Linked DNA regions of Homo sapiens: region 1 is linked to region 2. Evidence: chromatin loops called from intact Hi-C (ENCODE). Cell type or tissue: heart right ventricle. All regions are shown on one strand. Links, peaks and the distances in the headings refer to the core of each region. The heading gives the core; the rest is flanking DNA.

What was found. Hi-C counts contacts between places; a loop is a spot of excess contacts. Peaks named below come from ENCODE experiments on the same cell type or tissue, not always from the same donor. Only the 100,000 strongest peaks of a DNase experiment are listed, where the experiment ranks them.
Region 1: it touches region 2 in a loop (4-fold over the local background); 31 of 110 quality-filtered maps call a loop at or near these places.

What each region holds. Positions count from the first base shown.
Region 1 is chr5:142,654,391-142,657,306 of GRCh38, reverse strand. All of the region lies in intron 1 of FGF1 (fibroblast growth factor 1), which reads left to right. Among named protein-coding and RNA genes, the nearest start is that of FGF1, 30 kb to the left of the region's middle. RefSeq lists a silencer at 1,351-1,400 and an enhancer at 1,269-1,563. In heart right ventricle, for the core only: a CTCF peak has its summit at 1,443 (motif pointing left); DNase peaks (open chromatin) are centred at 1,446 and 2,516; H3K27ac peaks cover 2,267 bases.
Region 2 is chr5:142,887,221-142,890,136 of GRCh38, reverse strand. All of the region lies in intron 5 of ARHGAP26 (Rho GTPase activating protein 26), which reads right to left. Among named protein-coding and RNA genes, the nearest start is that of ARHGAP26-AS1, 20 kb to the right of the region's middle. In heart right ventricle, for the core only: a CTCF peak has its summit at 1,451 (motif pointing right); no DNase peak of the experiment used is centred there; H3K27ac peaks cover 1,016 bases.

The sequences.
Region 1 (2,916 bases), core at 259-2,758, 230 kb after region 2:
GGGGCTGAAGGGAAAGATTCAGTGGACAGCATCCTTGCCCTCTTGAAAAGTTGTTGTTTTTTCCTTTACATTAGAAAATACCTGCAGTAGGCCTGGGTGCGGTGGCTCACACCTGTAATCCCAACACTTTGGGAGGCTGAGACAGGTGGATCACCTGAGGTCAGGAGTTCAAGACCAGCCTGGCCAATATGGTGAAACCCCATCTCTACTAAAAATACAAAATTAGCTGGGCGTGGTGGCACATGCCTATAATCCCAGCTACTCAGGAGGCTGAGGCAGGAGAATCGCTTGAACCTGGGAGGTGGAGGTTGCAGTGAGCCAAGATCTCGCCATTGCACTCCAGCCTGGGCAACAAAAGCGAAACTCTGTCCCAAAAAAGATAAAAATAAAAATAAAAAAAAATACCTGCAGTAACAAAATAAAATGTGAGTTCCTCCTCAGCCACCCCATCCCACTCCCCAGGGGTAATCATTTTTTCAGTTTTCTATCTATGTGTCTACACATAGATATATGATTTTTAAATTAAGCCATGGGATAATTCTGGATATATTGTCCTGAGGCTTCCTTTTCCCCACTCATATGTGTACATGTGTGTCTAGTGCTCTTTTTCTTATGGCTGCCTGCTATTTGCTTAGACCCATAACTTATTTTATCACTCCATTCTGAAGCAACATTGTTTCCAAATTTTCACTATTACAAACAGCACTGCAGTGAATTTCATGCATTGATGTTTGGGCACTTGTGTGAGTCCTTCTATAGGACAAATTCTTAATGCTGGAGTTGTCAGTCACGGGGTCTACACATAAGTATGCTGTTTTCCTTGAAGGGCTTCTTGGATTGGTCTGCTCTTCCCTTATGGACTGGGAATGAAAAATGTGGGGAAGAAGATAGATTTCCAAGGAGGCATGTAAATGGAAAACAAGGCTTTAAAGTATCCCAACTGAATAACAGCTTTTTTTTTAATCAAGATATTGTGGGTTACTATATTTATACATAGTAACACTTATTAACCTGATAAGATGGACCAGGTAGAAATAACTCTCAGAGAGGTAACAGTCTGCTCTTCTCGGTTTAACCATCCATTTTCTATGGCTAGAGTCAATATTGGAAGAAGATACTGGTTCCTGAGGGCACATTTAGATGTGTTAAAAGAGTTATGATGTGGGAAATTTGTTCACAGATTTCAGGGAGATCAAAGACTTAAGTCCATTAGAAATTTTAAAAACAATTATATTCCTAGGACTTGGTATTTAATATGTGAAGTCATCAGTTTAATTATATTTTCAGATCATTCTTTGGCACAGAGTGAGGAAAACCCTCCCTCACTCTTGCAGAGAACGCAAAAACACTCAGGAAAAACAAAGCTGAAGTGTAAACAGTCTCTTTGCAAGGGTCCTCTGATCTCACCAGCGCGGCCAGCACACTGAGCTCGGAGCGCCCTCTTCTGGCTGCGGGCTCCCCTGCACCAGCCTGGCTCCCGCCCACAGGATAAGTCGGGTTTTCAGTGTTTGGAAAGCTGCTCTGGCTCTCCCGTTCCAATATCAGCACATCCTTCAGCTTCTTCTGCTGTGGCCACTGAAACCCCAAGATGTTCTTTCTCAATATTTGTGCAATATTTTCAAGTTACTCTGGGCTCTGCCTCCTCTGTAAGAAGGATTTCTTGATGACTAGTTTTTAAAAACACCCTTCTTAGATCTGAGTTAAGCTATTGGGATTGCAGTTACGTTTGTTAACTGTCGGGAATTAGTAATTTTGGATAAGCAAGAACTAGATCTAGAAGCCAAAGGAGAACAGCAAGCAGGTCTATGTGTCATTACCCAATGCCTGTGAGCAAAGTATGGCTGAGATTGACGTTTTCTGTCCACTCTGGAAAGCTGTCAGAACCTTAGGTCAGCCTCATAGTTCTTGTATTCATTTAACAACTATTTGCTGAGTACCTATGGTGTGGTGGGGAGTGTGCTGGGAGCAGGTCTCAATGGTGGACGAGATGAGGGAAGGGCCGCTTCACTTATTATGTGTGATACCTAGGCAGTGTTAATATTGCAAAATGCTTGGAATTTTACAAGCGTCATAAAGGGTTACCGAAGCCTCCATCATGTTCTTTCAAATTCCCAGTTAATCTATCCTGTGCTGCTATTACCACGTTGAACCAAGTTAATCCTCTCAACTCAGCAATGGCTCCTTCCTAACTTCTTGAAAGGCACCATTCGGTCCTCCAGGGAACATGCTTGTAATCTGTTATGATAGGAAGGAGGAAGCAGCATAAACGAAAACAGTTTTTCCAAAGAACTGACTGTTTTCCTTGGAGCTGGGGTGGGCCAGAGCTGAGGCCCGGCCCTGTTTGGATGTGGGAGCCTGCGGTTACCTGGCTCTATCTTCATCAACCCTGCTGGGTGAGCCACAGGCCTGCAGCCCTCTGCTCTCCCCTGCCTGCTCCTCCTGCAGGTAGAAGAGAAGCCCCTTCTCCCTCTTTCTCTCTCTCAGTCCCGTGTGAATGCCTGGGGCCCACTCGCCAGGCAAAGGGAGATTGGCCCCTGGAAGGAGCCAACCCTAAAGAGGGAGTGTTTCCTTCCAACGAGGCCACAACATTCATGGAGTCGAAGACAGCAGATGGCAGCCCTGGTGGAAGAGCCAGGCAATGTCATCCAAGACAGATAAGGAAAGGACACAAGGCCAAGGGCTGGAAGGTATCAAATCGCAACACAATGTCCAAGATTCCACTAGTTATTTATGCCCCACTTTTGCTAAAACTTCAGATGAACCTCGAAGGGGCAGACATCCTTTCTTCCTCACTTATCTTGGCTTTATAACCACAGCTTGATATTTCTTTGGGAAAAGTAAGAATCTTTCTACTATCCAAAGTTCAATGAACTATCGAGCAGTTCATTATAAGTGAACTTGCCTTCTTAAAGCTAA
Region 2 (2,916 bases), core at 133-2,632:
AAGACGGAGTTTCGCTCTTGTTACCCAGGCTGGAGTACAATGGCGCGAATTCGGCTCACCGCAACCTCCGCCTCCCAGGTTCAAGATATTCTCCTGCCTCAGCCTTCCCAAGTAGCTGGGATTACAGGCATGCACCACCATGCCCGGCCAATTTTGTATTTTTAATAGAGATGGGGGTTTCTCCACGTTGGTCAGGCTGGTCTCGAACTCCAGACCTCAGGTGATCTGTCCACCTCAGCCTCCCAAAGTGCTGAGATTCCAGGCATGAGCCACCGCGCCAGGCCTTGTATTTTTCATTCTATTTTAGCCTACCCTATTGCATAACCCAAAAACTGTGATTTTGCGACACACTCACAACCTGAAGAAGATTGTCCTGGCCTTTCATTAGCTCATTCCTTCTGGGCTCAGTTTAAATGTTACCTCTTTAGGAGAGGCTTTCATTGACTATGTTATTTTAAATAGGTTACCAGGAAATCTCTGTCTCATCTCCCAATTTAAACTCTTATCTATTCCTTTCTTGAGACAGAGTCTCGCTCTGTTGCCCAGGCTGGAGTGGAGTGGCATGATCTCAGCTCACTGCAAACTCCGCCTCCTGGGTTCAAGTGATTCTCCTGCCTCAGCCTCCCAAGTAGCTGGGATTACAGGCGCGTGCCACCACATCTAGCTAATTTTTTTTTTGCATTTTCACTAGAGACAGGGTTTCGCCTTGTTGGCCAGGCTGGTCTCAAACTCTTGACCTCAAGTGATCCACCCGCCTTGGCCTACCAAAGTGCTGGGATTACAGGCATGAGCCACCGTGCCTGGCCTACTAGACTACTAGAATATAAAGTCCATGAGAACAAAGACCTCGTCTAATTTTTTCATTTTTCTCCTCCAGTGCTCAGAACGGTGTATGGCCCATAATAAACGTTCAACAGATGCATGCAGAATGAATGAATTGATCCCCATGTGGCCATCAGTCAGCACCAAAGGCATGTCCCATCAGTGACCCAGAACTAAGAACAAATGCATAACTCAATGCATTCCCAAAGGAAAAGGAAGAAGAAATCCTAAGCGGAATGTTATGCTTCTCTTGCCAATGCCCCAGAATGGTGTGGGCCACAGAATCCATCACATCCTTGGGCCCCCTGCAATGGAATTATAAGCCAGGATCCCAACCCACCCTGCAGACCGCTCAAGACAGTTTCCCTGCCTGCCACTTGAGAAGCTATAAATCTACCGGCTTGATTAAACCCGTCAACCATTCTGCGTTTCTTGGAAAAGAGACTTCCTCCTAGATTGTAATTTCCATGAAAGAAGATCCTTCATTTCACTTTCTACAAAACACCCAGTGCCTGGACAGACTTTTACAGAAGCGTCCAGTGAGTATTTGTTGAATCAATGACTACTGTTTTTGAGGCGAGCTTTTTTACCATTCAAAAACTATGCATTTGTTTAAATCATCCACTAGATGGCAGTGCCATTCCACATCACTGCCCTGTAGTTTCTACTTCCAGGGATCTAGGGATGGGCTGGAATTTAAAAGCATTCCGTGCAGAACCCTGCAATCAGGGAACAACTCTGGATAATCAGAGTGGAAGGTTTCATCAAAGGTGTACCACGTGCTCAACAATGTTCCTAAAAGTTGAATTTTTAATAAATGTGAAGAAAATGATCAATACATAGCTGAACACCTTGAGCAAAACACCTGACCCCTACGAGAAACTCAGTTCCCTCATAAAACGTAATTCAAGAAAGTTGAAATGGATGATCACTAAGGTCCTTCCCTCTCTCTAATTCTATATCATGACACTGGCACTAAATAACATGGTCAGCAGGCAAGAGAGCCTCAACATCCCTCCCCAGATAGAGACGTAGAAAAGCAAACTGGGTGAAGGGAAAGGGCTGCACAGCCAGTGCTGGAGTTAACTCGCTACCACTAAGCTATTTATCCTATCTGAGCCTCAGTTTCCTCATGTGTAAAACAGAGTAGTAACCACATCTATACCTCTTAGGGTGAGGATTCCAGAAGATTCCATGTAAAGTGCTTAACACCATACCCAGGCCATAAATATGCATTCAACAAATGTTTCCCTATATTATAGTTGCTATTGATGTGGTTAGTGGCAGTAGTAATATCATCACTGTTCTTTTTTTTGTTTGTTTTTTGATGTTTGGTTTTTGGTTTTTTTTGAGAAAGAGTCTCACTCTGTCGCCCAGGCTGGAGTGCAGTGGCGCGACTGTGGCTCACTGCAACCTCCGCCTCCCTGGTTCAAGTAATTCTCCTGCCTCAGCCTCCTGAGTAGCTGGGACTACAGGCACCCACCACCATGCCCAGCTAATTTTTGTATTTTTAGTAGAGACGAGGTCTCACCATGTTGGCCAGGATGGTCTCGATCTCTTTACCTCTTTAGTGTTAGATTTTTATACAGTTTAATTTAGTTCAGTTACAACTAAAAAGCAATGCCTGAGAACTGACCTGAACAGACCAGAACCTGCAAGATCTGGAACCCAATCCTTACACTCAAAGTACTTAGAAAGTGTGACTAGGTCAAAGGCAAGAACATAAAGGACTATAATAAAAGAGCATAATGGAAAACATCCACTGAAATACAGAACTGTCAAAGTCAGGAATAGTGGCATCCAATTTGAGAACAGAAAATGGAGCGGAACAGGCCAATCATAAGGATATTTACACATTTTATATTAAATATACTTCATACTTGAGCAGCAGTTATATTTGCCTTCTCATGTATAACATAAGTAGGACAGATATTTCATGAGTATTTAACAAATAAAGGAAATAAAGCTTAGAGAATCTAAGTAATTTGCCCTAGGTCACAGAGTAAATACACAGCAGAGAAGGTTTTGAGGCAAGGTATCCTCTTTGCCAGCCCAGCGTTCTGGTCCCTACACTGTGGTAATTCAGAAGACATT